2 separate regions of the Homo sapiens genome follow, and region 2 is linked to region 1. Evidence: chromatin loops called from intact Hi-C (ENCODE). Cell type or tissue: Caco-2. All regions are shown on one strand. Each heading gives the region's core, and the rest is flanking DNA. Links, peaks and the distances in the headings are about the cores only.

Region 1 (16,387 bases), core at 5,135-13,134:
ACCCTGGCCAGTAACGATCATAGAATGCCATAGACTTCAAATCATTCTGGTTTTCAAGACAGTAAACTATAAAACACATACATTTCAGAAGGCATAAATTTTAACTTTCAGTCAACTGAAAACAGTAACCTTCCTAATATGTAAAGTAGGAATGGAAAAAATGAAAAAAAATTAAGATACGGTAATATAGAACACTAAGAATTACACACAAGAAAACCTAAATTATAAGAGTAATATTAATAACTGTGAGTTAAAATATAGAGACACAGGTTGAATTAAAAATAAGATTTAGTGATATGTTGTTTTATTAGTCAAGATTCCCATCAAGGAAAAAACTCAAGATATTTAAAGGAAATTGAATAAAGGTAATTGGTCACACAGATGTTGAATGAGCAAAATGCAGAAGATCATCAGCAGAAGCAAAACAACAATAACAACAACAACAACAAAAGATAGGGTGATACCCAAAGAACAGAAACTTGCTGACAATTCTGGGCTGAAGTCCAGGTTTCTATACCTGCCAATAAATTGATGGAACTGCTGTGACATCCTATTCAGGGTGCACCAAAGAGTTTCCTTTTTGGCCAGGGATAGACCCATAAACTACATTGGTAACAAATACCAATGCTGTCCTCTGTGGCTATGCTGTAGCTCTGTTGCTCTGTCACTGCTGCTGCTGCCCCTGAAGACTGTCACAAACTGAAAACAGGTAAGAGGTATTTCTGCTCTCCTGCACCTTATGAATTTCTATTAGGATTCCCATTAGCAGAACTTGACAGGAAGCCAGTTGGCATGAGATCCTAGGAAACGTCACTTGCAGGCTTTCAGTCCCCTCAACACATAGCAGAATACAGAAACATGGGAATAGGTGCTTAAAACAAACATGCAAATAACTGAAATCACTGTCTACAAGACATACATGTAAAACAGAAGGATATGGAAGTGTTCGTTCATTCAACAAATATTTATGGAAAGCCTTCTAGGTGTTGAGCTCCTCTTCCAGCTGTGATGATACAGCAGACAGCAAAACAGATGAAACATCTGTTTAGTGTATTTTTTTGACCTTTTAACTCAGGGAAGAGAGACAACAAACTACATGAGTAGTTAAATTCAGTCTTTGTTAACACTCGACAAATGCTATGGTGAAAAGTAAAGCAGGGAGAGGGGTAAGGAGGGTAGGGTGTTGCAATTTGATAAAACAGAGGCCTGGAAGTTATCTGAGTAAATCCACACAGAGGGAATTTAGCCAGCACACAGGGAGACAGGAAAAAGCATGGTAGGAGAAGGCAACAAATATATGATGAGGTGACATCATTTGGTCTGAGCAGTGCTGAAAGCTGTCTTTTACTATTTATATAATATTCATACTTTTAAGAACTTGCGTAAGGCACCCCCAGTCTAGTCTTCAGATTAGAACAGATTTCAAGATCACATTGATTTAATGACTTTAGCCTCAGTTTTTTTTTTAACCTTCTAAGGACTTCCTAATAATTATAAATAAGTTAGCATCCACTATAAGTGATTTGTCCTCAAGGACCCTCAAATGGAAATATATCTGACTACCCACACTCTGTGTAGAAACTGCAAGAAACTTTCTATGACACCTGAAAGATTAAACTGTCCCCAGAGTCAATTCACTTCTGAATCTTTCTAGTCATGGAGAGAAGACGTCAGAATGCTTGGCTGCTGTTGCTTAGTGGAAGAGAGAATTAAAGCAATGTCCCCATCAAAACCAAGACATAACACAAGAAAACAAAAATCTCTCTCATTTGGGAATGTGATCATATAATCCCTACTTAGTAAAAATATATGGTTGGCTATAGAACAAAATGAACTATCTGAATTCAAGCCATTGCCTCTTCATGCTTTAATTAGCCTAAGTCCTTCAGAAGGAAGCCCCACTTATTGTTACTGAAGGAAATCAAGAACAAACACAAACTTAGGTAACTACTCACACACATGTGCATGCATATATGACTGAATGTGTTCACATTAATATGAATAAGCATTCATGGGCAGAAAACAAACAAATAAACCAGAGACCTGGAAAGGTCTTGTTGAAAATGTGACATTTAAACAACCATATGAAGGAGGAAAAGTAAATCTGGGTGAAATCTGTGATAATTATTCTGATAATGCACCAAGTAGATATTAAGGTAATAGTATAGTAGGAATAATGAAATAGATAATTTATTGATAAAAGAAATATTAGCTCAAGAAGGTATGATGATCATGCACATAATTTGCAGAATATTAATGCAGCTGAAATGGGCCCAGTTGTCCCATAGAAATTAAGTTATGTTTTCTTTTGAATAAACATAGAAATTGCCCCCCCAGTCTCAAAGCTTGAGAATGTTACATTTGTCTTATATGAGTTCCTTTCTCAGAACACCAACCATCAGTCTTCCCAAATAATGTCAAGGGACTGAAACTTACCAGGTGATTGCATCTGAACAATAAGACACCAGAGCCGTCATCCCTCATGATTGCCTATTCAACCACCTGCTTCCTTTTCACCAACTCCTCTTCCTCACTATTCCCTAATGCTTGTTTTCTCACACATAGTTACATTTCTTCCCCATTATATAAACTCCTAATTTTAATCAGTTGAGGAGATCGATTTGAGACTGATCTCCTATCTTCTGGACTATAACACCCAAAAAAGCCTTCTTCCCTGGCAATGCTTGTTGCCTCAGTGATTGGCTTTCTGTGTGGTGAGGACCAAGATCTAGACCAAACCTCTGGTGTTTCAGTAACACAGCCCTAAAACATGTAACACAACAATGCTCAGGAAAAATAAGTATATCAAAAATTGTGGTTTAAGCTGAGAGATCTAGAAGACAAACCTACTAATATATTAGATTTAGGTAACACATTAAAAAACATGTTAACTGTATGTAGAAATATATACCCAACAACAATAAATATTCTTTTAGTCAATTCATGGGAGATACAATAGACAAGGCCACAACAGAAGCATTAATAAATCCTAAAGAATTGGCGTTGCATTATGACTATGTTCTTTGGCCGTAATTCAATGCAGTGAGAAATTCATAACAAAAGGACAGCTTTAAAAAAATCCCTTATATTTGGAACCTATGATAAATATTTCTTTTATTATAGAGGAACTCTTAGGAAATTATGAAGTACTGAATGAAGTAAAAACACTACATATTGATATTTGTAAGACTCAATCAAAGTGTTACAGGTAATTAGACAGGCATGAGTGGGGCAGGCATTCCCCTACCCACTAGGAATGTCAGGTGGTGGTTTGGCAATTATCACATTGCCTCCCTAAAAGTTATAAATTGGCAGCTAGCATGAGGGAGAGGCCATTCAGTTGCACTGAAGTGTTAATTGAATGCAGAAGCCAGGGAGATGCAACTTCCTGAATATGTGCATGAAGAGACAAAATGGCAGAATATGACCTTCTGGGGGCACACTGCTAGAAAAGGGAAGAAAGCCTCAGGTGGGCATGCATACAGCTTCCTAAACACATTAAGCATGCTTACTTCCCAAGGACAAGGAATCCTGACCACATCTAAAGGCCATCAATAAGAGGTTACAATGGTATTGGTTAAGGAAAATCTTGCTTTTACCTCTCTCCATCTACCTTCTTTCCCTCATCACTGGAAGAGCCAGTGGTAAAAGTTAAAGAAAAAGGTTCTGAAGAAGAGAAGAAACTAAGTCAGACCTTAGCTAGGTGAAGCAGCAAGTTTCAAATGAAACGAGAGACTTGGACTTGACTTTAACTCTTAATATGTGAGTATGACAAGAAAGAAAATACAAAACTTCATTTAGAACAGTGAAAAAATATTCAGAAGATTGCATAAAGGCAATGGTCAAGAAAAAATCAAGTTTCGTTTTTGTGCCTTGCCAGGTGCAACTTACTCAATAAACCAAATATAACTACATGAAATGATTATACTTACTAAAAAAAATCTTACATGTTGTAGTATGTGTCAGAATTTCAACCCATTTTAAGGCTGAATAATACATTGTATACATATACTATATTTTGTTTAACCATTTCTTCTCTGATGGACATTTGGGTTGCTTCCCCCTCTTGGATATTGTGAATAATGCTGTGAGCAAATGGATGCACAAATATCTCTTCATGACCCTGCTTTCAATTCTTTTGAATATATAACCAGAAATGAAATTACTGGATCATATGGTAATCCTATTTTTAATTTTTGAGAAACTGTCATACTGCTTTCTATAGCAGCCGTACTGTTTTACATTCTTACCAACAGTATAGAGGGTTTCCAGTTTCTCCACATTCTTCCTAACACTTGTTATTTTCTATTTTATTTTTAATAGTAGTCATCCTAAAAGATGTGAGTTTATAGTTAATTGTGGTTTTGATTTGCATTTCCCTAATGATTAGTGATGTTGAGCATCTTTCCATATGCTCCTTGGCCATAAAATGTTTCTGATTATCAAAGTCCTTAAGAACAAATATTTCTCCCTATATATCATTTAAAAAAGAAGATGTCTTATTGTTGCTATAAAATATATTACACAACAATAAGGATAACATTAGCATCTCAAAATAAACAGAATTCACATAAAAAGAACTCAAGATAGTCATTAAAAAGACTTCAGGCCAGGTGTGGTGGCTCACACCTGTAATCCTAGCACTTTGGGATGCCAAGGCGGGTGGATCACAAGGTCGGGAGTTCGAGACCAGCCTGGCCAATATGGTGAAACCCTGTCTCTACTAAAAATACAAAGATTACCCAGGCGTGGTGGTGTGCGCCTGTAGTCCCAGCTACTCAGAGACTGAGGCAGGAGAATGGCTTGAACCCGGGAGGTGGAGGTTGCAGTGAGCCGAGATCATGCCACTGCGCTCCAGCCTGGGTGACGGAGAGAGACTCTGGCTCAAACAAACAAACAAAAAAATGCCAGTTATTTTAATATAAATGTAAATATAATTTAAAGCATCAAGTCTTTAAAAATATCAAATTCACAAAAATTAAAAAAATATTAATATTTAATATAACTGAGGGCTTATTGAGACATTCATATTCTTAAAATGATGCCATTGTTTTGATCCTTCTGGAATGAAGTTATCTGTCTATTCATCTGTCTCTCTCTCCTGCATATATCACATCTATCTTAAATTTATAAAAATAAAATATTTTTTGACCCTTTAATAAAGTCATGATAAAATACAAATCATGAAGAAAAAATGCATAAATTTAACTCTATCAAAATAGAAAATTCTAAAGACCGTCAGCAAAATTAAGACAAGAAATAGACCAGTAGAAGGTTTTTGTAACAGAGATAACAAATGATAAATGTCTAAGATAAATAATTTCCATACAATAATATGAAAAAGACAAATAAACCCATAGAATATAAGTCAAGTCTTTGAATGGCTAATAAATATGTGTATAAGATCTCTAGATTTATTAATAATAACTTACAAAGTAAATTACAGTGTAATATCTTTCTGTTGCATCAGCTTGATAAAAATATTATGACTATACCTAGCATTGGCAAGGAGAAAAGAAAACTATTGTTCATTGATGATGAGAGTATTAATGAGAACAAACTGTTAAAACTACTGTGGCAGTATGTATTACATTTGCATATTCGCGTATATTAGTTCCAAAAATTCAATTTTAGGTGTGTAATATTATGGAACAAGGCTGCAGATTAAAAATTCCACTTTAAAAAATAATAATTGAAATCCAGGGAGGAGAGTGACTCATAGCTTGAGCTAGTGATGACCATAACCCGTTTTTTTTGCACATCAAAATTAGAAGCTATATAAAAATGACTGAGTAAATTCAAGGTATTTCTTCCTTCTCCCTACATGCACATACATGAATTCAGGAAGTCCTTGGTAGTCAGCAGGATAGGGAAGGTATATACTGGAAACAAACTTTGAAAGAGAAAGTTGAAGATACACATTTGAAAAGGTCAATCATATAGATGTGTAAACAAGGTGACTCACAATATTTATTCAGAACGAAAGTGAATGTGATATTGAGAAACTGTGAAGAGGTTAGAGGTAGTTGTTTACCAGAGCAAAACATTACTGTTAGCTGAGTAGTTAACTGAATAACTGACACACATTTCTTTTGATTGTGTTGTGGCTGACTTTGCCATGATGCCCTTCTGGTACTCTACACAGGATGACAAAACAATCGTTTTCAATGTGGTAAAATCTGTACTAGTAATAAGAAAAAAATAAAAACAATCCCAAATATCCGTCAACAAGTGAACAGAGGAATAAATTTTAGACAATTCATATAATGGAATATTATACAATATATAGAATGAACTAGAGCTTAGCAAATAGAGACCAATGCTTGAGTGTGGAATGGAAGTTTTTGTTACCAGACAGGGCCCAATCCAGCACAGCATCTAAATATTGATGAATGAGGTGTCAGGGAAGAAAAATGTGGTAGGTCTCTTAAAGTTGAGAAACAAATCAAACCATCTCTGCCTCATATTACGAAAGCGCAGCCTCAGACTGCAGTTGATCAGCGGGGAATAACTATGATGGTTCGGAAGGTTTCAGGTGGCAAATATCACTTCAGTTCTTTCTTCAGGATTTCAGCATCTGGCTATCTTTGTTGTGCAGGTAAGTTTCTTAGTTTGGAATTATAATACCCAGATATCTTTTAGTAAAGTTGGTGTGCCCTGCTGTCAGCATACTGGACAACCAGGTTAAGAGCAAGTAGCAACGTGGGCAGATCTCAGAGATGATAGTAAATGCAAAAAGCATATTGCTGAACCATTGAGCAGTCAGAATTATTTATGTAAATTATGTACATTTTAAAACACACTAAGGGGTTTATATTTTGTTATTTTGAGCATATTTAAGAAGAATATTCTTGGGATGATTATTAGCTGCTTATAGATTGTGTTTGCTTGATTATCCTAGACACTGAAATCGGAAAAGAAAATGCCGAGCACATTTGGCTAAATGGGTTTACTTACCATTCCATCAAAACTAAAATAAATGATATCTGGCTATAAAAATAAAAATAGCTACTTTTCTCTTACAGCAGCTATGAGCTGGAACCACCAGGCATAGCTCCTTGGATAATGTGTGGAGTCAGGGGTTTGGAATTTTAGAGTAGTAAAATATTGTCCTTATATGCCTTACCAATACCTTCTGAATTGACAGTGTAGAATTGGTAGCTCTCACCTTCCTTTCAGTGTTTTCACAGACTACAGAGTAGTCAGTGCAGACTAATAAAGACATGAAGCTCTATGTGAGAGCCAGGCAAACTTCTCTAGAGGAGCCATTGTCTTTCAGGGATTTCTTGGGCAAGCTCCAGACATCAATATTTCCTTTTCATCTAATGGCAATAATTCAAAGACCGGGGAAATCACTTAAATATTTATAGGAGCTACCTGCCCATGCTCATGCCTGGGCTGTCATCAGACTTAAGGAAAGGCACGAGCCCTGTCATCAAAGGCAGGTACTTCCAAAGAAAAAACAGCACACACTCTGATATATCTTTAACGGAAAAACAAATCATACTTCTACGGAAAGTGTTGGCGTTGATGTGATGGAATGTTGAAATTTATTCATAGATGTGAAAATTCTTCCATGTCAGAAAAAAATGACACTGAGCTTGGCCAAGCTTCACATTAAATCTGTACCCTTGACTTCCCTCACTAATTAGTCTTTCCACCTAGAAAGCCACTGGAACAAGGTCCTCAGATCGGCATCGCTGTAGCTGCTTGAGCCTCACCAGGTGGTCAGATCATAGGCAGCTATTTTCCTCGCTGTAACCAAACCTACAAACCTCTGGCACAGCAATTCAACTGCAGAAAATGTGCCCCGTTGCTGTTTTGAAAGATTCTTCTCTTTGTCTTCTAATAACTCAGGCTCTATTTTCCCGTTATTTATTTTGTCTTTAGATTTAATCAGGATTGTCAAAGGTTTTTATTTTTACAGCCAGACATCATACATTCTGTGACAAGCTCTTCAATGGACCATTTGAGCTTATGTGACCTGCTTTCTGTTTCTTTTTCATCCTTCTAACTTTTATAACTCATGTCCGACTTTCAGCTACTTTAGCAGTGCTATTTAGAACAGGATTCAACACATTTCCACATTGTTTGCCAGTAGGCTTTTAAACTGGGCCTTTTAAAATATGCTTTTGAGTCAGAGTTTTACTAGAATGCAATAATTATTCTTTCATCCTTGCTGCATTTTTATATTGGTGAGTAAATAAAGCAATAACCATACAGAATGTTTATTAGTGATATAATTACCTATTGCCAATAGCCAAACACCTGGTGAAAGCCACAAATTCCCCAAATGTATGTTAATTTACTTAATAGATGTGCCAGTTCATAGATGTATTAAATAAACACTAGCTTTTTGATTGGTTGATTCAGGCTATATTTGTTTGCACATATGTTTGTCCGAAAACTTTCCTAGTCAATTTAGTCAGCCAACCAATTAGGTCAGTTCGCAAAACTGCCAACTGATATGATTGCATATTTTGACTCATTGTATTGTCAAATTCATGCTATTAAAACAATAGGCTTTTTACTTATATTTGTCTTCCCCACCACACTAATAGCTCCATACTTAATTCGATCATGGCTAGATGTCTTTGGAGCTATTCAGTCCTCCTCCAACTTGATTCTGAGCAATTGAAAAACAATCATTATAATTAATTCTAAATCTTCTTGTCATTTCACCATCTCATACTTCATATTATCTCTTTCTTAGTGCAATTGTTTCTGTATCTATTTTATGGAGTTTAACATTTCTGTCTTCAGATTCAGGTCCTAATCAATCTCCTGCAGAAGACTTAAAAACTTTTGCCTTCATTTGTAATGATCTATGCGCTTTAGACTTACTCATTCACAGATTAAAACCTTTTTTTTTTATTGTGGTCAGATTTTCATATTTCTAACACCTTGATTTCTGCATTTAGCATTCTTTTGTCCTTTCTTTCATTTAATTAACTGAGTTAATTAATTCGATTTTAATAGTTACTTCTTCCTTGTGTCCAATATTATGTTAAATAAGTGAAAGAAATGAAAAAGACAATTCTTTTCCTTGTGGAGTTTGTGCTCTGGTTAGAAAGAGATGTGGGAAAAAACAAAACAAAACAAAACAACCACCCACACAGATAATAGTAAAAACTATCAAAGCAGAATCCCAGAGGGCAGGCAGAGGGGCAATGTGCCAAGATGGTCAAGAACAATGGCTCTCACATCAGACTGTCTGCTCCTGTAATGACGTCACCACTTGGAAATCATGTGGCTGTGAAGGAAATTCCTTTCCTTTTTCAGGCCTCAGATTCCTTTTATTTTAATTTAGGATACCTATAGGACTTACTTCATTGACTTGTCGTGAGAAGGTAATGAAATGATACATATTCAATACTTAGGCTAATTCCTGACACATAAAACGCAGTTGATACATGGTGTTGTTATTAAAATATGATTATTGTTACTAGCTGCCCCAACTTCAGAAGGTAGAGAAAAAAGAGGATTTGGCATAACTGGCAGACTGCCATTTGGGTAAATGAGAATAAGGCTGTGAGCTATGAGATGTGGTTTGTTTTCTGGATCTGCCACTAAAAACCGGTAGTCCCTCCACCTTTCAAAACTCAAAATTGTTTTAAGTGACATTGTTACTGACCACAGGTTCTTGGGCTCTCCATTCAACAGAAATTGACACAGGCCAAAAGAGTTTTCCAAATAAGACTTAATTGGAGTTTACGCCCAGACATAAGGGAGGCAGTGTGAGAGAGAGAGAGAGAGAGAGAGACAGAGAATTCCTTGACTGAGTCCCTAAAAAGAGCTGGAGGTAGGGTTTTTTTTTTTTTTTTTTTCCAAAGCGTGGGAATTGACATCAGGGGTAGGGTGTGCACATTGAGCTGGTCAAAGCACGTGAGGGGTGAGGTATGTGGGTCAGAATTATTTGGTTGTGATGGTTATCTTGAGTAATGGGCCACCTGATGGTCTAGTCTGTGGGCAAAAAGGCTATAAATCAATTGTTCAGCATTCCTGCCTGAAGTGGGACACTCTGCAACCTTGGTTGTCTCTTGAGGCCACTTCCTGGAATTCTTTGAGTAAAAGGCATGGTTAAACATTATGGCATTAGTGAGGTAGTGGTGTGAGTTTTGTGATCAGCGGGAATGCATGAAAGAATGCTCCAGTGGGGATGAGTTGCAACCAAGTCCTCTTCCTACTCTGTCTCAAAATGAACAGATTTAAATAGTTTTTCTCCCCTACCAAATTCAGGTTAGGTTAGACCTTTAAAACCATGCTCTCACAGATTTCAGTATTTATTATTATTATTTGAGACACAGTCTCGTTCTGTCACTCAGGCTGGAGTGCGGTGGTGTGTGATCTCTGCTCACTGCAACCTCTGCTTCCCGGGTTCAAGCAATTCTCCTGCCTCAGCCACCCGAGTAGCTGGGATTACAGATGCCTGCCACCATGTCTGGCTAATGTTTATATTTTTATTAGAGATGGAGTTTTGCCATGTTGCCCAGGCTAGCCTTGAACTCCTGGCCTCAAGTGATCCACCTGCCTCAGCCTCCCAAAGTGCTAGGATTACAAGTGTGAGCCACTGCATCCAACTGTATTATTTGTATTATAATGTTACTAATATTATTTAGATAAGTACAATCATTAAGCAATATAAATCTTTAATACTTATAAAACTATAAAATGAAAATCAAAGCAAATATCCCTATTTGGGGCCTGATTTGTTTTGATTTGCCTTGATTTAATTTTATTTGAGTCTACAGAGTGCAAATAGATGGCTTCATTCTATTTTTCCTGTTGCCTTTATTATAAACAGACCACGTGGGATTTTTTTGCTCACTCCTTTGATGGCACAGTGGGCCTAATTTTTTCAGTCACTTTCAGGTGTTGAAATAATTTCATTTTTTAGCTACTAGAAAATCCATTGTGACCTTAATCATATAACCAAAGATAACATCACAGTAACGGGACAAAATGAAATCGTGTGCCACAGTTACAGTAGGTAGCTAGTCAGACATGAGCAGAGCTGGAGAGGGCTCCCCTACCCTCTGCCACCAGGAATGTTAGGCAGCCATCAGGTGATGGGCAGGCAGTTGTTACACTGTTTCTGTAAAATAATAATTGGTCGCAGCCTGCACCAGGGAAAGGAAATCTCCCAATAGATAGAAAAAACCTGAAAGTGGTGATCAGCAGTTTCCCAATAAGATCTCATGATCCGGGCAAGTGGGCTCAAACATGTGATTAAGAGGCGAAATGGCAGAGTTTAACTGGTATATGACCTTCTAGGGACATTTGACTGGTAAGGAAAGACACCTCAAGTGAGCATGTGTACAACTCCAGTAAACACACTGTGCTTGCGGCCCCTTCCAAGTGCTGGCAGGCCACTGTGCATGCAGACAGTCCACTCCACAAGGAAAGAATCAAGGAAGAAGGAGCACAAGACCTGGAAGCATGCCAGCATATAAAACCCCAAGTCAAAAAGTCAAGCCATGCACTTGATCTCTCAAGTTACCCACTTGGTCCTCTTCCAGGTGTATTTTACTTCCTTTCATTCCTGCTCTAAAGTTTTCATTAATCTTTCACTTCTGCTCTAACACTTGCCTCTGTCTCTCCTTATGCCTTATGCCATTCAGTTGAATTCTTTCTTCTGAGGAGGCAAGTATTGAGGTTGCTGCAGACCCATATAGATTCATCGCTGGTAACACCACCTTAGGCAGACTGAGAAAAACATAGTGTGTCTTCCATGATATTCTTGCCAAAGATACAGAACTTGAATCATATCACCAGGAAGCATGAGACAAATCCAAATTGTCAGGCAATCTATAGAACAACTGACCTATAATTTTCAAAAGAATTAGGATGTGGGAGTCAAGGTAGACTAAGAAACTCTTCCAGATTGAAGGGAATTAGAGAAACATGACAGCTAAATGCAATTTGCATTCCTGGATTAAATCTTTTTGCTATAAAGGATGTTATGAGGACAACTGCAAAAATTAAGTGGAATGTGAGGATTTGATGCTAGCAATGTGTCAGTATTAGTTTTCTGATTTTGATGGCTGCCTTATAGTTATGTATAAAAAGTCCTTGTTTCTAAAAATAGCATGCTGAAGTATTAAAAGGTGATGACATTGCATTAACACTTTACTTTCAAATAATTTAGGAAAAAAATGACTTGTACTTGCAACTTTTCTGTAATTTTGAAATTAAACTATTTAAAATTATTTAATATGTTTTTCAATGGGTCTGAAAGGAAATATACGTACCTATGTATAAATCCAATTCACAGCTAAATAAAAACTCCAGTGTCTTACTTAATATTTTGCTTCCTTCTCTAGTTTAATCCTGAACTGTAATACTGTAAACCCCATAGAGAAGGCAATGCATTCTGTGCTATCTTTCCCTGCTTCATAGCCTGATCCTCACCTCCGCTGCTCCTATTTCTTCTGGGTCTGGGACATCGGAAAAAGTATTTAGGAGGAAAGGACAGCCTTACCTGACTGGTTCTCTTGAAATCTGATCATAGACGCCATCTGTTATGGCAGAAACCACATTTTAAAAATTTCCCCTGTGGGTCACTTTATAAACCTTTGGGGATATACCACAGAGACCTACACAGTAGCATTCCCTGATGCTGATAATGTGTGCTCCAAAGAAGCCCAAACCACACTTTTAGGAACTACACCTCTGGAGTGGTTTTTAGCAGGATTTATTCAATGTCATCCTAACTTCTAAGTCTCCACTGAATCCTGGGAAAATTCACCACCTTTACGCTGTCAAATGCGGACCACTGTAATCTCAGCTACTCTGGAGACTGAGACATGAGAATCACTTGAACCGGGGAGGCAGAGGTGGTGGTGAGCCGAGATCATGCCACTGTACTCCAGCCTGGATGACACAGACAGACTCTGTCTCAAAAAAAAAAAAAAAAAAAAAAAAAAGTTAGAGGAAAAGTGGAGAGGGAACAGGGAGGATATGGTAATTCACATATTGCAAGAGAAAAAGAGCAGGTAGGGAACAGTCAATTATGTATTTGTCTCATATTTTACATAAGATCTGGAAATATTTAACTTTTATCTATAGCTATTTAACTTGTGGAAATATTTAACCTTTTATCTATAGCTATCTGCTTAGGAACAAAAGGAAAGGCAGCTTCTTTCATGACTCAGCTTTCACCTTAATATTTTTATTTTGGCATAGTGAATTGGGGTCCCAAGTTTTTATTTTACTTTCACAAGGTCAATATTGCATTCTGGAAAATATTGCTACCATTATCACAATGAAACTCTATCACTCTCCTGTTATTTTTTAACTCTATGATTCCATTTATTTGACAATATTATGCAGGCAAAACAACAAAGACAGAAAACAGATCAGTGGTTGTCAGAGTGTAGGGATTAGAGGAGAGGTTGACCACAAAGAAGCATGGAGAAGTTTTTGGGACTGATGGGACTATTCTGGTTACACAACTGTGTATGTTAATAAAACTCACAGAACTGTACACTAAAAGGAAAAATTTTATTATATATAATTGAACCTTAGTTTCTAAAATGAAAAAGAAAATCAACCAATTCAAAAAAGGGGGAGATTTAGAATGTATAATGAGTAATTAATTTAAATACCAAATGCTGGGCAATACAAACTTCCACCTATGTTTCCCCTAGAAAATATCAAATGAATTCTATGTTGAACATTATGGTTTTTAAAATGGTTCTCTTTAAAGGGGACCTGCAAATAAATTTTGAGTGCTATCTTTAGTCTGGTGCAAGGAAAAAGAGAGGCTGACCATAGGGGACAGCCAATATATAGACAATGTAGTTCATTTTAAAATGCAAATTAAAATGTATTGTCATTTCTCCACTAGCATACTGGCAATTTCAATATTATCTGTACAGTAAGACTGAGCCAAAAGACAATGGATTGATATTTTCAAAATTTAGAGGAAATTGTTTTCCACCTGAAATTTTTAAATAGTATGTTTTTATTTCAATAGCTTTTGGGGTACAAGTGGTTTTTGCATACACGGATGAATTGTTTAGTGGTGAAGTCTGAGATTTTAGTGTACCTGTCACCAAAATAATGTACATTATGCCCACTATGTAGTGTTTTATCCCTCACTGCCCCTCACAGTCTCCCTCTTCTGAGTCTCCATAGCCCATTATATCACTCTGTATGCCTTCGTGTTTCCACAGGTTAGCTCCCACTTGTAAGTGAGAACATATGGTATTAGCTTTCCATTCCTGGGTTACTTCACTTAGAATAATGGCCTCCAGCTCCATCCATCCAAGTTGCTGCAAAATACACTATTTCATTCTTTTTTAATGGCTGAGTAGTATTCCATGGTGTATATATACCACATTGTCTTTAACCACTCTTTGGTCAATGGTCATTTAGGTTGGTTCTATATGTTTGCTACTATGAATTGTGCTGCAGTAAACATACATGTGCAGATGCCTTTTTGGTGTAATGCCTTTTCCTTTGGGTAGATACCCAACAGTGGGATTGTTGCATTGGATAGTAGATTTACTTTTAGTTCTTTAAGAAATCTCTATACGGTTTTCCATGGAGGTTGTACTAACTTACATTCCCACCAGCAGTGTATAAGTGTTCCCTTTTCACCACACCATGCCAATGTCTATTGTTTTTTGACTTTTTAACAATGGCCAGTCCTGAAGGAGTAAGGTGGTATTGCATTGTCATTTTAATTTGCATTTCCCTAATGATTAGTGATGTTGAGCATTTTTCATATGTTTGTTGGACATTTGTGTATCTTTTTTTGAGACATGTCTCTTCATGTCCTTTGCCCACTTTTTGATGGGATTTTTTTTCTTGCTGATTTGTTTGAGTTACTTGTACATTCTGGATATTCGTCCTTTGTTGGATTCATAGTTTGCAAATTTTTTTCTCCTTACTGTGCTTTGTCTGTTTACTCTGAGATTATTTGTTTTGCTTGTACAGAATTTTTTAGTTTTATTAGGTCCTATTTATTTATTTTTGTTATTGTTGCATTTGCTTTTGGAGGTCTTAATCATTAATTATTTGCCTATGCCAATGTCCAGAAGATTTTTTTTCTAGGTTATCTTCTAGGGTTTGTATGGTTTCAGGTCACAGATTTAAGTCTTTGATCCATCTTGAGTTTATCTTTATGTAAGGTGAGAGACAAGGATCCAGTTTCATTCTTCTACATGTGGCTAGCCAATTTTCCCAGCACAATTTATTAAATAAAGTGTACTGTCCCCACTTTTTTTGTTTGCTTTGTTGGGGATCAGTTGGTTATAAGTATTTGGATTTATTTCTGAGTTCCCTATTTTGTTCCATTGATCGGTGTGTCTACTTTCATACCATTACCATGCTGCTTTGGTAACTATAGCCTTGTAGTATAATTTGAAGTCCAGCAATGTGATGCCTCTGAATTTGTTCCTTTTGTGTAGGGTTGCTTTGGCTATTTGGGTGTTTTTTTTTTGGTTCTATATGAATTTTATAATTGTTTTCTCTAATTCTGTGAAATATGATACTGGTATTTTGAAAGGAATGGCATTAAATCTGTGGATTGCTTTGGGCAATATGGTCATTTTCACAATATTGATTCTTCCAATCCCTGAATGTGGGATGTGTTTCCATTTGTTTGTGTCAGCTATGATTTATTTTAGCAGTGTTTTGTAGTTCTTCTTGTATAGATTTTTCATCTCCTTGTAAAAGGGTATTTTATTCTTTTGCAGCTGTTGTAAAAGGGATTGAGTTCTTAATTTGATTCTCATCTTTGTCATTGTTGGTGTTTAGCAGTGGTACTGATTTGTGTATATTAATTCTGTAACCTGAGACTTTACTAAATTTGTTTATCAAATCTAGGAGTCTTTTGGATGAGTCTTTAGGGTTTACCAGGTACATAATCATATCACTGGTGAACAGTGCTAATTTTTGACTCCCCCTTTTTCAATTTAAATGTACTTTCTTGCTTTACCTAAGACTTTCAGTACTATGCTGAATAGAAGTGGTGAAAGTGGGCATCTTTGTCTCGTTCCGGTTCTCAGAGGAAATGCTTTCAACTTTTCCCTACTCAGTATAACGTAGGCTGTGGGTTTGCCATATGTAGATTTTATTATTTTGAGGTAAGTGCCTTCTATGCCTAGTTTGTTGAGTGTTTGTATCATAAAGAAATGCTGAATTTTATAGAATGCCTTTCTGCATAGATTGAAATTATCATATGGTTTTTGTTTTTTAATTCTTTTTATGTGATGTGCTACATTTATTGACTTACATATGTCAGACCATCCCTACATTCCTGGGATGAAACCTACTTGATCATGGTATATTATCTTTTTGAGGCACTGTTGAATTCAGTTAGCTAGTATTTTATTGAGCATTTTTGTATATATGTTCATCAGGGATGTTGGTCTGTCAT
Region 2 (16,387 bases), core at 3,177-11,176, 170 kb before region 1:
TCCAAAAACCAGAATGCCTCTTCTCCTCCAAAGGATCACAACTCCTTGCCATCAAGGGAACAAAACTGGACAGAGAATGAGTTTAACAAATTGACAGAAGTAGGCTTCAGAAGATGAGTAATAACAAACTCCTCTGAGTTAAAGGAGGATGTTCTAGCCCAATGCAACAAAGCTAGAACCTTGAAAAAAGGTTAGACAAATTGCTAGCTAGAATAACCAGTTTACAGAAGAATATAAATGACTTGATGGAGCTGAAAAACAGCACGAGAACTTCGTGAAGCATACACAAGTATCAATAGCTGAATTGATCAAGTGGAAGAAAGGATATGAGATATTGAAGATCAACTTAATGATATAAAGCATGAAGCCAAGATTAGAGAAAAAAGAATGAAAAGGAATGAACAAAGCCTCCAAGAAATATGGGACTATGTGAAAAGACCAAATCTACATTTGATAGGTGTACCTGAAAGTGATGGGGAGAATGGAACTAAGTTGGAGAATACTCTTCAGGATATTATCCAGGAGAACTTCCCCAACCTAGCAAGGCAGGCCAACGTTCAAATTCAGGAAATACAGAGAACACCACAAAGATACTCCTCGAGAAGAGCAACCCCAAGGCACATAATCTTCAGATTCACCAAGATTGAAATCAAGGAAAAAATGTTAAGGGCAACCAGAGAGAAAGGTCAGGTTACCCACAAATGGAAGCCCATCAAACTAACAGTGGATCTCTCTGCAGAAACCCTACAAGCCAGAAGAAGAGTGGGGGCCAATGTTCAACATTCTTAATGAAGAGAATTTTCAACCCAGAATTTCATATCTAGCCAAACTAAGCTTCATAAGTGAAAGAGAAATAAAATCCTTACAGACACGTAAATGCTGAGAGATTTTGTCAACACTAGGCCTGCCTTACATGAGCTCCTGAAGGAAGCACTAAATATGGAAAGGAACAATGGGTACCAGCCGCTGCAAAAACATACAAAATTGTAAAGACCATTGACACTATGAAGAAACTGTTATCAACTAATGGGCAAAATAACCAGCTAGCATCGTAATGACAGGATCAAATTCCTATGCAACTATATTAACCTTAAATGTAAATGGGCTAAATGCCCCAATTAAAAAACACAGACTGGCAAATTGGATACAGAGTCAAGACCCATCTGTGTGCTGTATTTAGGAGACCCATCTCACATGCAAAGACACACATAAGCTCAAAATAAAGGGATGGAGTAATATTTCCCAAGCAAATGGAAAGCAAAAAGAAGCAGGGGTTGCAATCCTAGTCTCTGGTAAAACAGACTTCAAAAAAACAAATACCAAAAAAGACAAAGAAGGGCATTACATAATGGTAAAGAGATCAACACCACAAGAAGAGCTAGCTATCTTAAATATATATGCACCCCATAGAGGAGCATCCAGATTCATAAAGCAAGTTCTTAAAGACCTTCAAAGAAACTTAGACTCCCACACAATAATAGTGGGAGAGTTTAACACCCCATTGTCAATATTAGACAGATCAATGGGACAGAAAATTTAAAAAGATATTCAGGACTTAAACTCAGCTCTAGACCAAGCAGACCTAATAGACATCTACAGAACCCTCCACCCCAAATCAACAGAATATACATTCTTCTCAGCATTACATTGCACTTATTCTAAAATTGACCTCATAATTGGAAGTAAAACACTCCTCAGCAAATGCAAAAAAAAAAAAAAAAAAAAAAAAAAAAAAAAACAAATCAAAGCAAAGTCTCTTAGACCACAGTGCAATCAAATTAGCACTCAGGATTAAAAAACTCACTCAAAATCACACAACTACAGGGAAACTGAACAACCTGCTCCTGAATGACTACTGGGTACATAACAAAATGAAGGCAGAAATAAAGATGTTCTTTGAAACCAATGAGAACAAAGACACAACGTACCAGAATCTCTGGGACACAGCTAAAGCAGTGTTTAGAGGAAAATTTACAGCACTAAATGCCTGCAGGAGAAAGTGGGAATGATCTAAAATCGACACCCTAATATCACAATTAAAAGAACTAGAGAAGCAAGAGCAAACAAGTTCAAAAGCTAGCAGAAGACAAGAAATAATTAAGATCAGAGCAGAGCTGAAGGAGATAGAGACATGAAAAACCCTTCAAAAAATCAGTGAATCCAGGAGCTGGTTTTTTAAGAAGATTAACAACATAGACCACTAGCCAGACTAATAAAGAAGAAAAGAGAAGAATCAAATAGACACAAGAAAAAATGATAAAGGGGATATCACCACTGATCCCACAGAAATATAAACTACCATCAGAGAATACTATAAACACCTCTAGGCAAATAAACTAGAAAATCTAGAAGAAATAGATAAATTCCTAGACACATACGCCCTCCCAAGACTAAACCAGGAAGAAGTTGAATCCCTGAATAGACCAATAACAATTTCTTAAATTGAGGCAGTAATTAATAGCCTACTAACCAAACACACACACACACACACCCAGGACCAGACAGATTCACAGCTGAATTCTACCAGAGGTACAAAGAGGAGCTGGTGCCATTGCTTCTGAAACTATTCCAAACAATACAAAAAGAGGGACTCATCCCTAACTCATTTTATGAAGCCAGCATCATTCTGATAACAAAACCTGGCAGAGACACACCAAAAAAAGAAAATTTCAGGCCAATATCCTTGATAAACATCGATGCGAAAATCCTCAATAAAATACTGGCAAACTGAATCCAGCAGCACCTCAAAAAACTTATCCACCACAATCAAGTCAGCTTCATCCCTGGAATGCAAAGCTGTTTCAACATACACAAATCAATAAACATAATCCATCACATAAGCAGAACCAATGACAAAACCACATGATTATCTCAATAGATGCAGAAAAGGCCTTTAACAAAATTCAACACCCCTTCATGCTAAAAACTCTCAATAAACTAGGTGTTGATGGAATGTATCTCAAAATAATAAGAGCTATTTATGACAAACCCACAGCCAATATCATACTGAATGGGCAAAAACTGGAAGCATTCCTTTTGAAAACTGGCACAAGACAAGGATGCCCTCTCTCACCACTCCTATTCAACATAGTATTGGAAGTTCTGCCCAGGGCAATTAGGCAAGAGAAAGAAATACAGTGTATCCAAATAGGAAGAAAAGAAGTCAAATTGTCTCTGTTCACAGATAACATGATTGTATATTTAGAAAACCCCATCGTCTCAGCCCAAAGTCTTCTTAAGCCGATAAGCAACTTCAGCAAAGTCTCAGGATATAAAATCAATGTTTGAAAATCGCAAGCATTCCTATGCACCAATAATAGACAAACAGAGAACCAAACCATGAGTGAACTCCCATTCACGATTGCTAGAAAGAGAATAAAATACCTAGGAATACAACTTACAAGTGATGTGAAGGACCTCTTCAATGAGAACTACAAACCACTGCTCAAGGAAATAAGAGAGGATACAAACAAATGGAAAAGCATTTCATGGTCATGGATAGGAAGTATCAATATCACGAAAATGGCCATACTGCCCAAAGTTATTTATAGATTCAATGCTATCCCCATCAAGCTACCACTGACTTTCTTTGCAGAATTAGAAAAAAATTAAGTTTCTTATGGAACCAAAAAAAGCCTATACAGCCAAGACAATCCTAAGCAAAAAGAACAAAAATGGAGGCATCATGCTACCTGACTTTGAGCTATACTACAAGGCTACAGTAACCAAAATAGCATGGTACTGGTACCCAAACAGATATATAGACCAATGGAACAGAACAGAGGCCTCAGAAATAACACCACACATCTACAACCATCTGATCTTTGACAAGCCTGACAAAAATAAGCAATAGGGAAAGGATTACCTATTTAATAAATGGTGTTGGGAAAACTGGCTAGCCATATGCACAAAACTGAAACTAGACCTGCTCCTTACATCTTCTACAAAAATTAACTCAAGATGGATTAAAGACTTAAAGGTAAGACTTAAAACCATAAAAACCCTAGAAGAAAACCTAGGCAATACCACTGAAGACATAGGCATGGGCAAAGACTTCATGACTAAAACACCAAAAGCAACGGCAACAAAAGCCAAAATTGACAAATGGGATCTAATTAAACTAAAGAGCTTCTGCACAGCAAAAGAAACTATCATCAGAGTCAACAGGCAACCTATAAAATGGGAGAAAATTTTTGCAATCTATCCATCTGACAAAGGGCTAATATCCAGAATCTACAAGAAACTTAAATAAATTTACAAGAAAAAAAAAACAACCCCATCAAAAAATGAGCAAAGGACATTAATAGACACTTCTCCAAAGAAGACATTTATGCAGCCAACAAATATATGAAAAAATGCTCATCATCACTGGTCATTAAAGAAATGCAAACCAAAACCACAATGAGATACCATCTCACGCCAGTTAGAATGGCGATCATTAAAAAGTCAGGAAACAACAGGTGCTGGAGAGGATGTGGAGAAATAGGACCACTTTTACACTGTTGGTGGGAGTGTAAATTAGTTCAACCATTGTTGAAGACAGTGTGGCGATTCCTCAAGGATCTAGATCCAGAAATACCATTTGACCCAGCAATCCCATTCCTGGGTATATACCCAAAGGATTATAAATCATTCTACTATAAAGACACATACACACATATGTTTATTGCAGCACTGTTTACAATAGCAACGACTTGGCACCAAGCCAAATGCCCATCATTGATAGACTGGATAAAGAAAATGTGGCACATACACACCATAGAATACTAAGCAGCCTTAAAAAAGGTTGAGTTCATGTCCTTTGCAGGGACATGGATGAAGCTGGAAACCATCATTCTCAGCAAACTAACACAGGAACAGAAAACCAAACACCACATGTTCTCACTCATGAGTGGGAGTTGAACAATGAGAACACATGGACACAGGGAGGGGAACATCATACTAGGGGGCCTATCCAGGGGAAGGGGGATTGGGGAGGGATAGCATTAGGAGAAATACCTAATGTAGATGATGAGTTGATGGGTGCAGCAAACCACCATGGCATGTGTATACATATATAACAAACCTGCATGTTCTGCACATGTATCCCAGAACTTAAAGTATAATAAAACAAACAAAAAACAAGTATCAAAAGCACCTTTCTTCTAGATTTCTTGATAACAGCTTATTTTTTTTTAATAAAATGCTGGGGATTGGTTTGAGGCCTGAATTGAAAAGGAATTGGAGGAGATATTTTAATATGAAAAAAACTTTAGAGAAAACTTTATTCCTTTGAGCTTTTTTTTGATTGTGTATAATCTGCTCCTATGATGTTAGTGGGCACGATAGTCAACAAAATTTCCTATTAATTCTATTCTGCCTGGCTTATGTCATCTTGGTATATTGAGAAAGCCGTATGTATCAAAGGTGTTCCTAGATGCAGTATGAAACTGGACTTTGCAATTTGATGACAAAATGATGCTACATTTTAGATCATTTCAGGGGAAAAACTGGTCATACTTAGATGGGGTACCGTTTATTGTACTATTATGAATGAAAATACTAGGAATCCATTGAATTCTGATTTCTTTCACTTTTAGCATTTATGTATTGTTTTGTATCACACATGTTCTTACCTATTATAACTATTATGATTTTGATGAATAAAGAGATTATCTAATATTGCAAACCCAGTACAATTTAGGTATGTTATTTACGGTTAAATTACTGACTGTTAAATGAATGAGTCATTGAATGCTACAAAGTAATTCTGTATACAGAACAAAATTCAGCATTTTTTAAGGCATAGCTCTTGTATTATTTTCCTGCTCTTATATAGATCATAACTTTAGAGGAAGCACTAAAACCAATGAGGGAAAATTCCTTTACAAAAAGTCTCCCACTTGTTAGAATCTGAACAAATCCTTGACCAGAGGATTCTCACCACAGATAAATTCTAGAATCATTACTTTGGACTCAACTTTAAGGAGCGTGGAGTGGATAGAATAGGTTCTATTCTATCCTCTGTCCTCTCTCTGTTTGGAGGTTTCACACGAGGCAAATTTTAATTTCCGTGAAATGGAATCTTCTGACTTCAACATATGATGTAGGTATATGAAATTATTTGCATGCTGACATTTGTCTCTTTCAATGGTTCAGAGATGTTTTACTTTGACATGACTCTATTTCTTCTTGTTTTCACGTGTGTGTGTGTGTGTGTGTGTATGTGTATGTATGTGTATGTGTATGTGTATGTGTGTGTGTATGTGTATGTATGTGTATGTGTATGTGTATGTGTATGTATATGTGTATGTGTGTGTGTTGAGGGGAGACCGGGTTTCTATCTCAGAAATTATTTGCTGTGCTTTCTTATTTTTCCCTTTATTTCAGTTTCACATGGTTTATGAATCCTTTACTCACACATTTTCTTTACCCATTTGAAGTAGAATATCAATAAAAAGCATTCAAAAGAATTACTAACAAAAGGCATTATAAAATAATTTTAAAAATTCAATTCAGTATGGAGTTTGCAGAAAAAATGAGAATCTGATTTATATTCTCCTTAAAAGAATCAACTACTCTCGAATTTGACAGTAGCAGAGCAAAACCATGATAAGATACAGAGAAAAAAAAATTAAAGGGAACTTTTCATTACTTCCAGTTTTCTTATCCTTGATCCAGCCTTCCAGAACAAATGTAATGCAATATTATCTTTTTGGTGTGGTCATGTTTCTTCCTAATTGAAATCTACAATTGTATTATGGTTGCATTTAGATAGATTTAATCAAATCCTACCCGGCTTTCAACATTGAGATCCAAGTTTATATCTCAAGCCCATTATGTACTGTATGAGAGTCCATCCACTAAATAAATGGATTATAGTGATCATGACACTTTTCTTTTTAAAAACAGAATATCAGATCTTCTATTGTTGACACTTCTTGAAGATAATTGGGAAACTGGGTTGCTACTTGGTCCACTGTGTAATGAAAGGCAAGGTGACTTATTCTCCACAGACTTGCAGGTTTCCAAGTATTTGTTGGACTGTAGCCACCAGGGGTAGAATTTTTAATATATTTTTTTCCTAAATGTAACATTTTCTATCAAATGAGCTAAATTATCTCTAATATCTTCATGATTATCTTATTCCATTCCATTACAGACTGGACAATTGTAGGTGGCTGTGAAACGACTTTGCCCTTTTGTCAGTAGCTGAATGAAAATTAGACCAGACTAAAGAGACAGGCTGGTGGGTGTAAACATTCAAAAACAAAAATTGCTTAAAAAGAATCAAAGGTAGTAACGATTTTCAAAGGCTGCAATTCAGCAAGAGAGATTTGAAGTCTGGAAAGGATGCAGTGGTCATATAGTAATGGAAAGTGTAGAAAACTTCAATATATTCATGGTTGGATTTTTCTTCCTTGTGAATAATGGATAGTGTTAGCAAAATATTCTTTCTTGTGTAATGGAAATAACAATTGTCTTCAATTCTTCTTCCAATTTTTATAAAATTTCAAATAGTAGCCAAATAACTAGCTATTTATGCCTCATCCTTCACCATGTAGTTTTAATCCCTGGACATAAAAATATGGTTTACCCAAAGGTGTACGGACAGGAAGAGATTCATATAGTATAGAGACACAGAAAGCCTGTAGATTAGGCTCTAGGTTTTGCATGCACCATCTGGTCTCTGTTCTCTTGAAGATGTGTATGGTTTATCAGGGTTCAGCAGGTGGAACCTCACCACCTGGGTGTGGACTGTGAGCCAGAAGATAAGATGTTCTCAACACCATAAATTTCCATTCTGCTCTGAGGGAGGGATGATTCCACATTAAAACAACAATAGTATATTGCCTGTGATGGACATTTCGTTTAGAAATATTAATTATAATGAGAATTATTTATTTCTGCTCTGAATTATTTTTACTTTTTTTGCTTGATAGTATTTGTTTTATACAAAATAGGTACATAATCCATTTATATTACAAAATTTTACAGTGACATTTAGAATGCCTATCCAAGTTCTATTTTAGTGGTCTTTCATGATCACTGTTGTAGTTATCTTTATGAATTTGTAGTCTCTAGGTGGCAGCATTTCAAGTCTTTAAAATACGTATTTTAAAGTATACCAAAAACGAGGTGTTTCTGAATGTGGCTAGTGATGTTTTGGGGAAGTGTGGCAAGAATGCCTAATTTGCTGAGAAAAATCAAGGACTGGTTGAATTTTCAGGACACATTTGTCATTAATTAAAATGAAATTGACAGGAAACCAACTGACTGCCCACAAATAAAAGAAGTTTGTGTTTTTGTTCACAGCTGGGGTTTCCAAGGATTGACAGTGTGAGTCTCCATACACCATACTCTCTAGAGTGCTGGGGGAAAGAAAACCTCCTCCAGTCATTTTTCTCAGAGTGTGTGAGTTCAAAGAGAATTCTCTGCTGCAGTGGTCTGTGTGGCTTCCTAAACAGGGACATGGCCCTGGGCTGCATGCCCAGAACAATACAAGATTGGCTGCCTGTCATTACAAGAAACATTTATTGACTGCTTATTATATGCCAGCTACAGTCTACTGACTTTACATGAACTTACGGATTTATTCTTCACGATAATCTTAACAAGTAGCCACTGCTATTCTTCATTTTGCAAATGAAATACTGAGGCTCAGAGACTGCCCAAGGTAACACAGCTGGCAAGTGGCAGCACTGGGATTTAAACTCAGCCAGGCTTACTCCACAGATTTTTTTCTTATCTACCGTGCTATACTGTAGAGTCCAAGCCAGGGAAAAGGCCTAGATTGAGAGAGCAAAGTACAGCAGCAGCTATAGTGTGGCTTTCTTGGGCTTAGGAGAGAAACATCTTTATGTTCAAGGTTTTACAAAGAATTCTTCTGAAGACTTTGAGTCTACTTTCTGACCTGACACTTCAATTCAGCTCAGCACACATTAATCGAGTGCCTCTTATGATCTAGGAATCATGCAAGGCACGAAGCACAGAAAGACAGGTAAGGTACAGATAAGACTTTACCCTAAATCTTAGAAAGATGCTCTTTACTTTACAAATGTCCTTAGATGACAATTCTTTGCCAACATTCTTGAAGCAGCAAAATGATACAGTGAAAATACAGAGCTCCAAATGCATGCTTGTTCTGTACTAGAGGTTAGACTTCCTTTTTGATCCCCTCTCAAGTCATTCAGTGAATTACAACAGATGCCAATATCAGATGAATCTGATTCATAGTGTCTTCTCTGGCTATCTGCAGCAGGCTATGTTTGTTGGAAACTGCTTATTACCCTGCTGGCTTACTGATGAGCTTCTCAGACCACAAATATGCAATAACTTTAATGAAAGAAAAAAAGTAAACTTACTTCTTCCATTCCTGTATTTTAGATTATTTTTGACTCCTGACCTGTTCTCTAAAATAGCAAATACCATATAGAAAAAGCTATCAGCTGATAAATAGTTTTGCAAAAAAAAGACATAGCAAAACTGCATCCCTAACAATGAAGGCATCATCTGAAATGATATTTACTATCAAATTTCATAAATTACATGTAACAAATAAATGAAAACCTCACACTTTAACTGTTTAGCAGAAATTGCAACTTGATTCTATGATTATTTTTTACTAATGACTAGGAGCAATTAATTAGGGAGCTCGGAAATTAGAAATGTGAGAAGAATATGTTTGCACTTAAACAATTTGTTCATAAAATGGACTTTAAAAAATTTATTATTTCCATGTCTCTAAAACCCATAGCTAAATAGTAACCTTTCTGGAAGAGATTGTTTGGGGCCATGCCATTGGGGGAAACCCAAGCACTTCATAATAATAATAACAACCATTGAATTAATATTCAATCAAGCTGTATACTAAGCTCATGCACCATCTCATTCAATCCTCCCAAACATCTGTCTTACAGAGAAGGAACTGAGGCTCAGAGAGGTTACCTTTCCAAGGTCACATAGCTGGTTGTGATAGAGTCACCAACCTGGGAGGCTTGTCTAACAAACCTATGCTCATGCCTACCTTCCCATCTCTCCGACAAAATCATTTTACAATTACTCGTTGACTGTACTTAGTACCCATTCATTCAGTATATTGGAACTATAAGCCTTTACTGACTCCGTGAATTTTTGTGGATTTATTGTGGGAAATAAATTTATTTCCCAATTATATACTCTCACTGTTCCAGATGCTTTTTCCTTTCATGACTTGTCACAGTTGTCATTTTGCAATCATTTGTATGGTGATTTCATTAGTGTCAGTATTAGCTATTTATTGGTATAGCAAATTACTCCAAAACTTTGTGGCTTAAAGCCATAATTACTTATTTTCTCTCATGGCTTCTATGGGTCAGGAATTCAGACAGGGCATGCAGGGATGCCTTGCTTCTACTCCATGATGACTGAATCCTCAGCTGGGGCTGGAATCATCTAGAGGCTTGCTCACCCAAGTGTCTGGCAGTTGATGCTGCCTGTCAGCTAGGTGTCTAGCAGAAGCTTTGGTTGGAACATCTATACATAGCCTCAGCATCAGTCCTGGGCTTTCTCACATAATGGCTGTATCCAAAGGCAGGTACCCAAGACAGAGGGAGAGCACCAATGAAGAAACTGCATTACTTGTTTGTGAGAGGGAGGAATGGGATAATTTTATTGAGGTATAATTTACATACCATATAATTCACTTATTTTAAGTGTAACATACAATTCAATGTTCCCACTTGTGCCAGATATGGTTTTATTTACACAATTTGGGTAAGCTGGTGCACATGTTTCTTGCAGCTATTTTCTTTCCTGTTGGAAGGGCTGTTGACTCATCTGTAGATTTTCTATTGCGTGGTTGTCACATTTTTTAATCTTTCATTTGTGGTTTCTCACTCTTAACTCTGTCTTGTCTTAACACAGAGATTCTGCATTTTTTGCTTGCTCTTAGGTGCTTACTTTCATCCGTGGCCATGTCTTGGCCTCTGGCTTTTGGGTATTTTTCTGTTTTTAATACCAGCCCCACATTGAAACTATTATTTTTATTTGATCTCTGGCTTCTGATCATTTTTGGGTATAGCACACTCCCTTCCTTGTTTGGCACTCTATGTGCTAGCCTTTTTCCCTTTCATTCTTTGCTTTCATTCCTGCCTGCATTATAGCTCAAGGTCTTAGAGTTTGTTCTTAAGTAGAGTATATAGGAAAATAAAAGCATAGATATTTTTCAAGATTTGTACCATTAGCATTCATGTGAATGGACACATAATTAAATAAATATCTACTCATGTTAGGATTAATGATAAAGTGAAGATAATTAGGTATTCTTGAGGTATTCCACAAGTCACTTTGACATCTCTGACGATGGGGTAGCTTATTTGAAATGGGGTCCTTGATTGGAGAAAAAGTATTTTGGGTTCCTGGGCACCATTCTCCCACACACACATATTCTGTATGTTTGTCAAGAACTTTCTTTACACATGTGACTAACCCAAAAGTAGTCATGCAAAATAACTAATAAATGTGGCTTCTGTTGTTGTCAGGCAAGGAATTTCAGCTGTAGACCCTATTGACTCATGGCTCTAAACAATTCCTCCCACTTCATTGCAAACGAAACTCTGAATTCTGATTTTGTTCAGGTGTATGACTGAAATGTGAGCAGGAAAGGTGGAGTTAAACTCACACTCCCTAGCTCTAGGCAATAAACAATGAAGTGAAAGCCTACACTCCTCCTTCACCCCTTGGGAGATGTGACATGGTGGCAAGAGCTTGGAGGTGCTGCAGCTATTTTGTGACCACGAGGGGGAACCAACAAAGTAGCAGGGAAGCCAACCTAGAGCTCTGACTTATTTTTTTCTTTTGAGATGAAACTTTGCTTTTTTTCTCTGCCTGATCTCAAACTCTTGGGCTCAAGCAATCCTTCTGCCTCAGCCTCCTGAACAGCTAAAGTAACCAACTCTGAAACTTCTTCTCCAAGGAGTCTTGGTAAGTGAGACACTAAAGTGTTATTAATGTTTAAGCCACTTTCACTCACATATTTTGTTACTTGAAGCAGAAGGGCTCCTAAATGACACAATTCCTAACTGTGAAAAGAACAAATCATATTTATCTCTGTTGGCAACAGAGTAGAAGTATACAACTACTTGCTCTCATTAACAATCTCACTATATGCTGTGCATTATTCCTAAGATTATTATAACTTATAATTTTTCCTTTGGAAATTCAGAGCTTATAATAGCGTTTGAAACTTCCAGACACCTGAGGCCATAATGACTGTGTGTTAAAGAAATATTAAGTTAAGATTATACATAAAAATGGTTTACCCAAGTTTTAGAATTTATGCTTTCATATATTAAAGGAGATAGGGAGAAAATTCTGAAGATCTGAGGAGAGGATTTAGGAAACAGAAATGTTTAGAATTGGAAACTATAACATATCTCTATGGGAGGAGCACAGACTGCTAGGCTAGGGATCATTTTGTACTGCCCAATTGTGTGCAGGACTCCCACTGGAATCAATCAGAGTCATATGCAAAAATCGATGGCAGATCTTGCCCTGAAACTGTAAATGAGGAAAGCTGAAAAATCTGAGCTATTTCTTGATATATGTCTGGGAATGCAGCAGGCTTTGGGGAGGTCAGATGCTTGATAGAAACGAATGTGCTTGAAACTCTAATATTGCTGGATAAATTAACAAGAAAGCGAGAATCCTATTCATTGTCTTTCTTTAAACTTGGAATGATTTGTTATTTTTAAAAAAAGGCCTCCAGCACTGCAATTATTATTTTTTCCAGATGGTTGAGTATTTTAATGAATAATACTCAGTCTTTGAAGAAATGGTATGAAATTAGACTTTTTTCTTTCCAATAGTCTTAGAAAAAAATTTCTTTTCTTTCAGGCCTAAACTAAACCTGTGTGCCAGAGGCTAAATTCTGTGCATGATCATTTCTGGAACAGAAATGTTAGGTGAATAAGTGCTGTACCAGCTGCTTTATGGGTAGTCTCCTTGACTACTAGAAATAGAATAAAGAAAGCAAGGTGGAACATCTGGCAACGTTAAGTGTCAAAAATCCATTTTCAAAGCCTTTTGTCATGGGGGTTCAAGGGAGTAAATAAAAGCGTTCTTCTAAGTCCTGGTATGATTCTATATGTTAAGCAGAAGTTGTGATTTATGAAGAAGAAGAAGACTTGAATCGACTAGGTAAACTAAACAGAATCTTGCTCACAGTCAGTGTTTATTAGAAGTTTGTCTTATCAGTTGTAATTGGAGAGGGAATTTTAAAAAATTTTGCTTTTAATCTTTACTCTGAACCAGGCCATCTCTGTAATTTATAATCTCATCATTTAGGGGGTAAGTGGTTACTGTATTTTTGTTGTATCTTCCTTGTGGGACACTTTTCATCATTTTTATTAGCATTTTATGACTCCATAGCATGTATTAAGTTAGTATGAGAAATTTACATTATACATTATTTTAGGGTCTACAATATGAGATCCAAGGCAATTTTGAGAAAAAGTAAAAGTATTAAAAATGATCTGAAGTTTTTTGGTCACGTGAAAGTCATAAGAGATGCTTAGTGGATAAGAGCAAAGGTGTAGACAGTCTAATATCTGTGGATGTAGCCCTCAAGAAATTTGCAGACTGTGTGACTTCTACAGTATTGTGTAGAATTTGGGGCTTTAGAGATCATGTATTCAGCTCTTTCTCTTACATATGAGGAACTGGAGGAGCTCAGAAAAAGTCCATTATCTTGTCCAGCACCATACTTTGGGTTAGTGAAACAGGAAGCGAGCCCACATCTTCTGACCCCTATTCAGAACAGAAGTCTTTAAGACTATGTCATAATATTAATTTCAGATCTCTCTAAATTTCTCCAATAGTCCACTGGAGGTCTGTCATTTTATAATTATCTATAGCCTTGTTTTTCAAGAACATTTGCAGGGTTACGGGTTCAATTAATTAACCCATCAGTACACAATATTTGCATGTGTTATTTTGTCCTAAAGCAACCTCTTTAAAATTTCCAGCTTACTTCTGGTTTCAGTGTTTTGGGATTTAGTAAATTATTGTGCAATATATTTATACTCTTTATAAGATTGCTTCTCTTGGTTTCAATGGGTTTATCAGAAAATGTTGCTATAATTGATCTCTAAGGTCCAACCCTAGAATTCTATTAATCTATATACAATTTCTATTTATTCTGTGGTTAAACTCTCCCTGGTATTAGTATGTTATTGTGTTTCTTTCATTGGAGGATAAAAGCTTTCTTTGTGTTTACTAAAATAACTTTAGACATGAATGGCTAGAAATATTTTTGGCAAGCTTCTGCTTCATCCCTGAGTTAAACTGGGGTTTAAGACTGACCAGGAGAGTAACACCATTATAGTCTTTTAGAATGCCAAGAAGTCTGGATTAAAAGTAAGTTCCCTGAGCTAACTGCTGTCTTTCGTGTTCCTTAGTGTAGGTCTCTCTTTCTGATCTCCCCGTCCTTGGATTCTCAAGTGCTAGAAATGCAGAACCATTGCTCATTCTACCTTCTCCCACACCCAACCCCCCACTTGCCTGTACTTATTGAACTGCCCTGGGGCAGGTAAGCTATGGCCTCATTCTCCAAAGTTCCTAGGGCCTTAAAGTCCTCTGTTGTCCAGAGCTCCTAGACATGTCATTTTAGTGGTACAGGTACCAGATAGATGCTCAAAGACTTCTTAGGTTGTGGTCTTGGGCCTGCACTGATGGGCTATGAACATAAATTATATCAACTGTAGGGCATGGGGTGGGAGTCAGTGCTACAGGAACTATGGGCCCTGGTTTTTCTAATGTGTCAGTGTCAGTGTGAGGGTGACTATACCGATGATGAGGGTGAAGAGAACCAAATAGTAAACACTACTGGGGAAAACTTGAAATCTGTGCTGATGAATATAAAACAAGGAGAGGAAAATCAAGGTTTAATTTGGCTATGCAAAAAATACCAATTACTTTTGTGACCTAATTTTAATTTAGATTTATTTATTGAGCAGCAAAATAATAATTGTGTATATAGCTAAATATGTCACATACATTCTATTATAAGTTTTATTGATTCCATTATTCAATTTTACTCTTGTACACTCATTCCCATAGTTGTGCAATGGGATTGTTTCAGATCTTAACAAAAAATTAAATTACATCCTAAGTTAATGGTGAGCTTAAAGGATTTGTGTGAATGTTAATGAATGCCCACCTAGGAACTGTCAGGTACATACAGGCAGATTTTGTGAAGCATTTTGGAATGGGGGACTTAAATCAAACATTATTCTTTGAACAATTTTTTTATAATACCATTTCTTGTTTGTTCCTACATGTTCATTGATAAAATAATGAAAAAAAAGAGTAGTTCTTTATGCATAATTACAAGATAGAAAGATAAGCAACAGTACCATTTTGGTGTAAAGTTTATGATTATACACACACACACACATTTTTTGGGGGAGCAAAATTGCTCTCAACATTCTACTTCTTTTGTTTTTACTTTAAAGTATTAGCTTTCCTGGGTTAATGACGGTATTGCCATAACTGACTTCATTCACCCCCAGTTCTATGAATCCTTATTTCATTTTCACTTATTTTTGTACACCAATATAAAAATTATTTTTAATTCACCATTTCATACCTAACAATGTTTTGTGAAAATTTTCATGTTCTTAAATATTACTTAATATTATTTAATGGCTTTGTATTATTCTATTGTATGTTTATATATATCATAATATTTTTCCTTAATCTTTTTTAAACATTAATTTTTCCATAATCTTTTTTATACATTAAAGGCTACTTTAAAATTTTTCCATTGCTATATTTTATGCTGTTATTGTCCTTGTACATAAACTGTTTCACACATGTCTGATGATTCATGTAGAATAAATTCCTAAGTGTGTAATTTATAGGTCAAACAGCCTCCCAAATTTATGTTTTTATAAATACAGTGAAAATGACCTCCAGAAATGATATACCAGTTTATATACTCCTGAATTTTAGCTTAGCATATTATTAAATATTTATTAATCAAGTTTAACATGATAGCACATTATTTTAATTTGCATTCCTTCCTTTAATAATGTTTTCATATACTTATTAATCACTTGTACTCTTTTGTACATTTTTGTGATTATTAATCTTCTTCATTCCTTTACATATTAACTTTTATTGTACAAATTTATTTATTTATTGTAATTGTATTACAAATTTATTTTCTTTTGTTCCTTAACACACTAGCTGTGTAATCTTGGGACAGCTATTTATCTTGCCTGTACCTCAGTGTCTTTAAAGTAGGACTGAATAATCTAGAGCACTTCTTGAGTCAATGTGTTCTGAATCTAAAAAGTGGCTCAGATTCGGGAACTGAGTGGGAGTATAACTTTTTGTCGTGCTGGCCACTCTCAGTTTCCAGCTC

Evidence for each region. Peaks named below come from ENCODE experiments on the same cell type or tissue, not always from the same donor. Only the 100,000 strongest peaks of a DNase experiment are listed, where the experiment ranks them.
Region 2: it touches region 1 in a loop (1.8-fold over the local background); 1 of 110 quality-filtered maps calls a loop at or near these places.

What each region holds. Positions count from the first base shown.
Region 1 is chr6:96,294,792-96,311,178 of GRCh38, reverse strand. The region is part of intron 2 of UFL1-AS1 (UFL1 antisense RNA 1); the gene reads left to right. Among named protein-coding and RNA genes, the nearest start is that of UFL1-AS1, 220 kb to the left of the region's middle. RefSeq lists an enhancer at 5,950-5,999. In Caco-2, for the core only: no CTCF peak of the experiment used is centred there; a DNase peak (open chromatin) is centred at 10,018.
Region 2 is chr6:96,460,811-96,477,197 of GRCh38, reverse strand. The region is part of intron 1 of UFL1-AS1 (UFL1 antisense RNA 1); the gene reads left to right. Among named protein-coding and RNA genes, the nearest start is that of UFL1-AS1, 53 kb to the left of the region's middle. RefSeq lists an enhancer at 10,928-10,977. In Caco-2, for the core only: a CTCF peak has its summit at 8,074 (motif pointing right); no DNase peak of the experiment used is centred there.